2 separate regions of the Homo sapiens genome follow, and region 1 is linked to region 2. Evidence: chromatin contacts called from ENCODE Hi-C data. All regions are on one chromosome and are shown on one strand. Each heading gives the region's core, a stretch centred on a gene start or an enhancer-like site at or near the end of the contact. The rest is flanking DNA. Distances are from core to core; before and after follow the strand shown. Region 1 overlaps SYN2 (synapsin II). Region 2 overlaps VGLL4 (vestigial like family member 4).

Region 1 (4,432 bases), core at 1,489-3,988, 590 kb after region 2:
AAGTTCATGCCAGCAGCTTGCCTTTGAGAAGAAATGCTGCTGGCTCTATTTTTACATTCCCTTCCACCTCTATACTGTCATGTCACCGTTCTGAACTCCCAGATCTGAGAAGGAACTAGTGTTGGTGGTATGTAACAAGAGTTACGTATCCAGGGGCTTGTGCCTTGGTTTCTCCTTTGATTGCTGGTAAATTCTGAGGCCACAGAGAAATGCATTGAGTGTGAATGTTGTCATCTGTAATCCCTCCCTCAGCTGATAATGGTAGTTGATCTGTTGTAAATATATACATATATGCATATTTGCACTTCCAGATGGGTTGCATAAGAATCAGGTCCTTAAATACCTCCCAATCTGATGAAACGATAGAATAAAGTAACATTTCCCAGAATGGAGGAATACATTATTTTATCGTATATTTTTGTCCAAGCGATGAGCTGACGGTGGTATTGCTTCTCTGCATGTTATCAGTGTGTACATCTGGTGCTTTTCATGTGTCATTTGTGAGCCACAAATGCAAAGTTGCCATTTGAATTCAGTCAGGCTACAGGGTGGTGTCAGTCAAGGTCTTTCAGGTGGGGGAGAAATTGGTTAGGGCTCCCACTGCCAAATGCAAGCAGATAGCATAACCTGACTGTTATGTGCCCTCAGGCAGCATGCTTAGGGACAACTCTGTGGCCTGGGGGACATCTGTGTCACAGTATAGGATTGCCATTCAGGTGTTTTGTACCTATTTCTTTCCTGACGTTGTCCCCTTTTTTTGTACTGATCCAACTGGGAGAACCTCAGCCAATGCTGGAAGTATGATTGAAGTACCTCTCTTTTGTGACTCTTGTACAGCTTAATGTGCAATAAAGGAAAAGTTATATCTGTCTTCAGTGTTAAGTTGTAACGTTTCTGGCTATCCAAGTATCTGCACAAATGGGAAAGCACTCAGGTTTCTGGTGCAAGAGACTGAGCTATTAACCTGTATTACCTTACAGGAGAATGCTAATGCAAATGATGCCAAACTTTGGAAGTGGCAAAAGCTGGTTAATGTGAAATAATCTGCTAATCTATCATCTTCACTAGTTATTTGATTTGAATTTGGAGCTTCTTAAACCTGCAGAATTCCATTGATTTATGTATGTGTTTATTTCTCTGTAACTAACTCTGGTATTATTTGGTTAGATGATAAAGGGTATTCTGTGCCCTATAGTGGGGAACTGAGCGGATAGTCATGGGTGCACAGTGGCATAGACATACAGTTCTGCCTCTCCAGAGGGTGCAGATGTTCTGGTGTTTCTTAAAAACTAAGTGATAATACAACTAGCTGGTGCTGAGTTTCTGTAAGTCCACTCCCTCCAGCAGGCCCGTGGATGTGGACTGTGGGATTGAGGCTGAGAGACTGGACCTCCCAGGGCAGTCGTGCATCATTTCCACTAGTCAGTAGGTGCTAATGGGGATGGCTTTTGATTTCTAAGCGTTGGGACCCTCCTCAGCAAACTCTAGGCAATCTGGTACCACCTTAATGCCTGTCAACTCCCAGAGGAAGGAGGACCTTTTTCCTCTCCAGGCCACCAGATGGTTTAGTGTTTCATGCTGGGAGGAGGGTGTGCTGTTCCTTTTTAGGGGGGCTTTCATTTGCCAAATGGCACCCACAACATCCCCAGGGGAGAGTGGGGTTTGGATGTCTTGAGAATTCTACCACACATGGCTGAGAGGTTCATCCTGCTAGAACCCCTTGAGGATATTACTGAGAGGCAAAACAGTGCCTAGGAAGAATGGATTTCTCCTGGTTGTGGGCATGAGTTAATGCTAAAATGAAGCCCTGGTGGGGCATGGTGGGCCTGGCAATCAGACCCACGCAGGCTTGGAGCAGGACCAAGGGCAGCTCCATAAAACAGCATATGTCAGTGACCATCGAGGTGATCATAAGGTACGGAATACTTTTTGAAGAACTTGCTCAACCCTATTATCTTTGAAACACTACCCCTTAAAAGACAACTAAGACCAGGGCTTACACTTTTTAAAGTTTTATGTTTGGGAAAACCAAGGCCCAGGGAAGTTTGGTGACTTGCTCAGGGAGTCACTGGTAGACTATTTCTGAGATCCAGTGCTCTCTCCACCACACTCTCCTGCATCTGCCATGTGGAACTTGAGACTTCCCAATAAACCCTGGAGCAGGGTGGTCTGTGCCTGAGACACCTCTAGAGAGGAGGGGAGAGGACCCTGCATTCTAGGGCCCTCTGTGAGAGAGTGCGCCTCTGACGGGGCCGCTCGTCCCTGGTTCCTCCTTGTCCTGCTGACTGCTGCTGTGGCTGAGTTGCTCCGTTTCTGAGGAGAAGCACTTAGTGGCTATATACAAGGATAGCTAACCAAGGACCCCCTTTAGGGCCCTTCAGAGACTCCAGCTTCTTGGAATAGAGCTTATCCTTTGGGTAATTAACTAACCACACCCTTTGAGGCATAAATTCTAATAAGGAAACATTTTTATATGGTTAAATTATGAAGTTTTTCTTGTACTGAACCTAGGGGGCCCTGGGCAACCCCAAGGAATGCAGCCCCCAGGCAAGGTGCTGCCTCCACGCCGGCTCCCCCCTGGACCATCACTGCCACCTTCCTCCTCTTCCTCCTCTTCTTCCTCCTCCTCGGCTCCTCAGCGGCCGGGCGGCCCCACCACCCACGGAGATGCACCCTCCAGCAGCAGCTCCCTGGCAGAGGCCCAGCCACCCCTGGCTGCTCCACCACAGAAGCCCCAGCCTCACCCACAGCTCAAGTAAGAGACAACTCAGCAGCTCCTCCCTCCCCTCCTCCTACCCTTCCTGTGGGCCTTGGGCTCCAGAGCTGCTAGAAATCACCTTCAATCAGGTCTCCTCCTACAGATATTTTGTGATGGGATTTGGTTTTTTTTTGTTAGTTTGTTTTTGGTTTTTGTGTGTGTGTGTGTGTGTGTGTTTGGTTAAAGGAGTGGTTAGGGTTCACTGGAGAAGGGAGGAAAGAGGGAAGTGAAAGTCTAAAGTTTAGCTAGAAATTCAACCCCCTTCCCTTTCTTCCTGGGAAGTGGCACTACGGCAGAGTCACTGTCCCTTCTCTAGTCTTGTACTAGCTTAAGGTTTTGGTTTGTTTATTTTAAACCCTGTCTCCCACTCTTTTTTCCATTCCTTTTCTTTGTGTGTGTTTCTTTCTTTGTAAAAAAAAATTTTTAATCTTTCTGCCTCTGACTCACAGTTCAGAGTATGCAATCAGTAAGGCTGCCCAGAATGAAAAGAGGGAAGTAGTTAAATCCATTTCAACATTTTACCTTCAGCTCTGTCCAAAGGAGGTCAGTTTCTGGTGTGGGCAGCAGAGGAGTTCCCAGGCAGAGACGCTGAGGAACTCCATCCTCTTGGGTTCCCCCACACCCAGCAATCAACCCTAGAAGCCCCTCCACACTGCCCCACTGCACAGACCCCTGCAAGCAGCAGAGCTGTCTTTGGGAGGGACAGCACCTGGATGTGGACGATGGTCAGTTCTGCCCTCTCTCCCACAGAGGCCTCTGATTGCTTGTGCAGTGTCCCCAGCAGACTTCTGTCACCACCTTCAGCACAGACAGCCGTAGCCTTAGGGGGATGGTAAGGGGATGGTAGTGATACACCCCTGCTTCTCAGAGTGAGGTGACGGGCAACAAATGACTCTTCAGGGAGGGAGAAAAGGGGGCTGGAGAATTCTGGAGTTGAAATGAGCCACTAGGAGATCATGTAGTCATTGCAGATGAGAAAAACTTTGCTCAAAGAAAAATTTTTTTTTTTCTCAAAGCCGAGCTACTCCTCTAATTAGTGGCAGAGCCAAGGTTGCGGGGCTCAGGTGTCCAGATGGTCACTTTCTCTGGGTCTTCCAGTCCCGTGTGATGGGAGGGGCATCACCCACTCTTGCTCCCCAGCTCGGGCCAGTGGCACCTCTTGCCTCTTGCCTGCCACATAATGTCCCTTCAGCCCAGCTGTTTCCTGCCTGCTGACTTTTTTTTAATCCCTCCTGCCTTCCCACTAGCCAACTCTAGCCCCCGCGTGAGGGCAGATCCTTGGATTGTCACTGCCTCTGGGCTGAAGCTGTTGAATAGAGCCAACCTCTGATGAGAAGCTGGAGGCTCATCCCCAGTACTCTGCCTGTGCGGGCTGAGGAGTGCCCCCACTCCCAGAGGCCAGCGTGTTGGGTCTCGTTCCCAGCCCTAATGAAAGGCAGGGTGTCTGTTCACAGTCACTGCAGGCAGAGAGAGACTGCTCACAGTTCTGTAGAAGGGAGTTTCTCCTGAGCTGCACCCAGCATTTAAGGGAGGGCTGAGAGTCCCAAGACACCAGGAGAAGAGTTCTGGAGCCAGAAAGCAGCAGGAGTGAGTAGGAGTCAAGAAGGAGAAAAGCTGGGCCGCTGGAGAAGCCAGACCTCATGTCCTCTCCTGGAGTACAGGCTGGGCCTCCCC
Region 2 (5,053 bases), core at 2,498-4,997:
CCATAGTAACGATAACACCTAGCACCTGGATCTGGGCTTCTAAATCCTATTCCCCACTAAAAGGATCTGGAGTCCCCTGGAAAAACGGCTAATTCCATGGCTGGAGCAGGTAGGCTACAAGATGAGCCTAGAACAACTTGTAGGCCAGAAAATAAGAAAGTGCTCAACAACCACAAGGAAATAATGGAGGTTATGACAAGGACATAGGACCAGTGGACAGGGTTCTTGTTTGTCAACTCTGGGACAGCTACAATTCATTCAGTAAGACAGGAACCCCGGAGTCCATATGGATAATAAGTAGATAAATAGGCAGGCAGGCAGGAGAAAGGGGAAGAGCTCTTTCTTACCAGATTGCACTTGAATATCAAGGGCCATTAAAAAAAAAACTTACTGATTTTTCCACAAGATGAATCCCACTCCACCTCTTCCCATCCTTTAATCCACTCTTTCCAAACACAGAGTACTTTTCAACTTCCAAACAGACATTCATCTTCTTAAGACTTTTCTTAAGAAATAAACAGAAATAATGTATTTCTCAGGGTCACCGTATTGGAACCAACCCAACAGTGTCATGGATAGGTTAATGGATAAATGCAGAAATTGACCTTTCTAGTCTTAAAACTTAAAACTTACATTTGTTTTATCTGAGGTCTTTAAGAAAAGACCTTCAGTCCTCTCAAAAACAAAAAACAAGTGTCAAAGAACTGAAGCCCACCAGGTAACTACATCCAGACAAAGAGATGTGGGACCGTCCTTCATCATGATTGTGTCCTTGCTCCTCCCAAGTTCCTATTTGTTAAATCTTGTTTCATTTCTTCCCTGCTATATAAACCCCAGCTTTAGTCCATCAGGGAGATGGATTTGCCCCATCTCCTGGACTGTAGCACCCAATGAAAGCCTTCTTCCTTGGCAATACTCCTCATCCCAGTCATTGGCTTTCTGTGTGGTGAGCAGCAGGACCCAGACCAAACCCCTGGTGGTTCGGTAACAATATCAACAAAAAAATTAATAATGAGTTCAAATACACCAGGTCCTAAGAGGCTGGAATAAAATCCCAGGAATTCTAATTTTCAAAATTCTGAAGAAATCACTAAGGAAACCTCTCTTTTTTTCCCCTTCCCCTAAATCAAACTGGATAGAACTCAGTCTTACTCTCTGTTGCCTTTTTTTTTTATAAGACATCATCTCGCTCTGTTGCCCAGGCTAGTGCAACGGCATGATCTCGGCTCACTGCAACCTCTGCCACCTGGATTCAGGCAATTCTCCTGTCACAGCCTCCTGAGTAGCTGGGACTACAGGCGCACACCACCACACCCAGCTAATTTTTTTTGTATTTTTAGTACAGACAGGGTTTCACCATATTGATCAGTCTGGTCTCAAACTCCTGACCTCATGTGATCCGCCCACCCTGGCCTCCCAAAGTGCTAGGATTACAGGCACGAGCCACCTCGCCCGGCCTCTGCTGCTTCTTACTCTGGCTCAGAGCCACCTGATCTCTCCATCTTTCTACTAGAAAATGTCTCCATATGATGCTTATAATAAAATGCAGCCAAACCGTGCACCTTTCAGGCCTTGTTAGCTAGCTACCGAAACTATTTTTTCTTTCTTCCTCTCTCTCTCTCCCTTCCTTCCTTTTTTAGAGGCAGGGTCTCCCTTTTGTACCCTGGCTGGAGTGCAGTGGTGTGATCACACCTCACTGCAGTCTTAAACTCCTGGGCTAAAGCTATCCTCCCACCTCAGCCTCCCAAGTAGCTGGGAGCAAAGGAACACTCCACCAGGCCAAGCTAATTTTTAAAATTTTTTGTAGAGATGGGGGTCTTGCTATATTGCCCAGGCTGGTCTCAAACTCCTAGGCTCAAGCAATCTGCCTGCCTCAGCCTCCTAAAGTGCTGGAATTACAGGCATGAGCTAGCACACCCAGCCAAAACTCTTTTCCAATAACACTCCTTTCCCCAGAATTATTATGACTGCTTTAGTGATAAAATACATCACATTTTCATTACATGTTATTAACAAACTCTAAGAAGATAAAGCACAAAAACCATTTTGTAATCTCCTTAAAGAGATACACTAGGCTATTCCTTTTCAAATAATTATGAATCTGTCATTTATTGCAGATAACTTCTTAGGCATTAAATATAAAGGAGGGAGCATGCTATAGCCCAAATAGGAAACATTTCATCAAACAGCAGCACTAAATACCCTACAACACGAAGAAGTAAGACAGGCAGCATCTTTCCAATCTGCCTGTGAAATCTGTCATTAGGCTCTTAGAAAACACAGTACAAACAATGGTAATGTTACTAAAATAACTATCACACAGTAAACAAGTAACACTCAGAAGGACCTAACCACACGCCAATCGCCTTTCCTCCTTACACTGTACACTTAAGAAAATACATTTTATAATATATATATTTTTTACCACAATAAAAGAAAAATGAGGGGGGAGTCACCTGGCTGGTGTAAGGGAGTCTGAGAGAGGAGGTTACTCCTGTTTCTATTTTCCTAAAACTTTGCATAATAATGTCAATTGTGATTTGCACATAAAATTTGGCGATTCTATTATTTACACTTAAAATTATTTATAGTGTCATCACAGACCCGTACCTCAAAGTCTTATTTTTAGCCACCAAGAGAGCTACAAAATTATTTTCTTTTTTTTTTTTGAGACAGAGTCTCGCTCTGTCACCCAGGCTGAGTGCAGTGGCGCGATCTCGGCTCACTGCAAGCTCTGCCTCCAAGGTTCAAGTGATTCTCATGCCTCAGCCTCCCGAGTAGCTGGGATGACAGGCATGCACCACCACACCCAGCTAGTTTTTTGTAATTTTAGTAGAGACAGGGTTTTGCCATGTTGCCTAGGCTGGTCTCGAACTCCTGGCCTCAGGTGATCCACCCACCTTGGCCTCCCAAAGTGCCAGGATTACAGGTGTGTGAGCCACTGCGCCTAGCCACAAAATTATTTTCTGAACATTTTAATATTCTAATAATAATATTAACAATGACTAAAGCTGAGTACTTACTATCTGCCAGGCACCATTCTTAAGTCCTTACAATAATCCTATGAGGAAGGAATTAATATTATCTGTGATGAAAGATAAAGAAAGTGGGAATTGAACCCAGGCATTTTGATTAAAAGGCACATACTATCAAACATTAAATCCACCATATATACATATGTATATTTTCTTACTCTCTATCATCATAACCAGTATCTGAACAATGGAATAAAAATAACAACCCCCATCAACAAAGTGCTATACCATGCCAAGCTCTTTGCATATTTTAACTCTAGTCCTCGTAATAGCTCTATACATTAACTATTATCATTGTCATTGTCATTGTCCAATGACAAGGATATCACTGTCAAGGATACTGGGCCCAGCTAAATTAAGTGACTTGTCCAAAGCCTCACAGCTGTTGTGTGGCAGAATCAGGATTTAAATTAAGGCATGTTTGTCTGCAGGCTGCCTTCCCCTTTCTTACTTATGAAAAGAAAAAGAAAAAAAAAAAAAGACCAAATGTTCTTATTTGGGTTTGGGAAAAGCAGATGGGAAAGTATAAGAAATTCGTGGGAATAAAAGAATGAACTGCAAGAGCTGAGCACCCAGGAGTTAAGCTAGCCCTGCCTGCGGAGTGCACTGTTTGCAGGGCCTTCCTGCTGGATTCCTGATGGTAGCAAATTCCAGGGCTCCAGACTGCAGGCTCAGCCTCTGACTAACACTGCAGTGATTTATTTGAGGATAAATACCTCTGTCAGTGTCTTATGACTGAACACAACAGTCCAAGCTGACTGGAACGAGCGGAATGCGAGGACGCTGGAGCTGAGGCAGTAGAGGCGGGAGCTGGGCCACCTCTCTGCGGAAACTCTGCCTCCAAGGAGGAGCCCTCACAGGAAGGTATTCCTGTGGGGAAAAAGCAGTGCCCTCAGGAATTGGAGCATCTTGAATAATGAGGAAACACTGACTCATGCTAGAGTGAGCGCTTGGGAAGGGGGAAGGAGGAGGACCTCTGTACCTGCACACACAAAGCTACTCCCTCCAATACTCAGTGCAACCTTGCCAGGATTGGCAAGATAACTCCAAGAACACCAACCGCCCTCACCACTGTACCCGTAGACTCTCTGGGCAGCTGGTGGGGCGTCTCCAAGTCCTGAAAACTGGGGAGAAGCCTCTCCCTCTGCGAGGAGGGTGTGTGCCGAGAGGAGAGTGCAAAGGGGAGAAGCCGGGTGCACGGAAGCGGGAGGCTTTTCCAGTGGAAACATGGTGACGTTGCACAGATTCAGGGATCTGTGGTTTCAGCCCGTGTTTCACAAATAACAAAACTGAGGCCCAAAGAGTTGAAGCAATTCATGTCAAGAAGGTAGACAGTGTCAGTGGCAGATCAAGGACTGGCTGGATGTGGTGAGTGGCACCTTGTCATGAGCATAGGAAGCTGGCTTCCCTTTATGGGAAGGTCCCAAGTTTGTACCAGGGGCACATAAGGTGGGATGAACACTTCTTCGTGTGTACAATCCTAGACTCCTGAGTAAGAACTTTACAGACGTCTGCTTGGTCAAAAAGGTGCTGAGCTTCCCTTCTATTTGTCTGGTGCACAGTGACATTCACTAAATGTTGATTCTCCTAAAAACAATCAATATGTATGGGCAAAAAAAAGCGAAGCTTAGCAGATGACTACTCGACTGCTCGCAGAAGCTCTAAGGGGACATTAACTTCTATGGAGTTTAACATGCGGAAGGTCCTACAAGTAGGCTGGAGGGAAGCCAGACTTCCACCTCACCGCGAGTTATCAAAATGAGTTTACTACCTTCTTTTTGGCAGATGAATACTATTTTTCTTTTGTAAATAATATCCTTTTCAAATAAAGTATGCAAATGATAACATCAGAATTAGCACAAAGTTGCAAAACAAATAAGGCCCCAGCACGGAGCACCCTTAAGCCAAAATAAGAACAGAGGAACTCACAGATGGGGGTTGAAGATGCGACTCATTTTGGAGACGTGGTCGTTGTCACAGTCTAGGTCCTCGTCACCTGGCTCCATGCTGAACTTCCT

What was found. A loop is a pair of places that touch in the nucleus more often than their neighbours do. Pooled maps may share reads with other maps.
Region 1: a loop to region 2 is called in a map with no recorded cell type, with 5 times the contacts of the local background. The contact joins two enhancer-like sites. A Hi-C loop is called at or near these places in 2 of 37 single-sample maps with no recorded cell type and 2 of 50 pooled maps.

Annotation. Positions count from the first base shown.
Region 1 is chr3:12,184,858-12,189,289 of GRCh38, forward strand. It overlaps SYN2 (synapsin II), which reads left to right. Exons shown (of 13, transcript NM_133625.6): 12 at 2,512-2,755. Among named protein-coding and RNA genes, the nearest start is that of TIMP4, 28 kb to the left of the region's middle. RefSeq lists enhancers at 2,520-2,629, 2,830-2,969. Within about 2 kb of position 2,739, at least 17 of the 41 ENCODE cell types and tissues checked have a DNase peak (open chromatin) inside an H3K27ac peak, as active enhancers do.
Region 2 is chr3:11,596,869-11,601,921 of GRCh38, forward strand. VGLL4 (vestigial like family member 4) reads right to left here. Exons shown (of 5, transcript NM_001128219.3): 2 at 4,965-5,053. Among named protein-coding and RNA genes, the nearest start is that of VGLL4, 45 kb to the right of the region's middle. RefSeq lists a silencer at 3,727-4,021 and enhancers at 4,407-5,005, 4,878-5,053, 5,006-5,053. Within about 2 kb of position 3,748, at least 29 of the 41 ENCODE cell types and tissues checked have a DNase peak (open chromatin) inside an H3K27ac peak, as active enhancers do.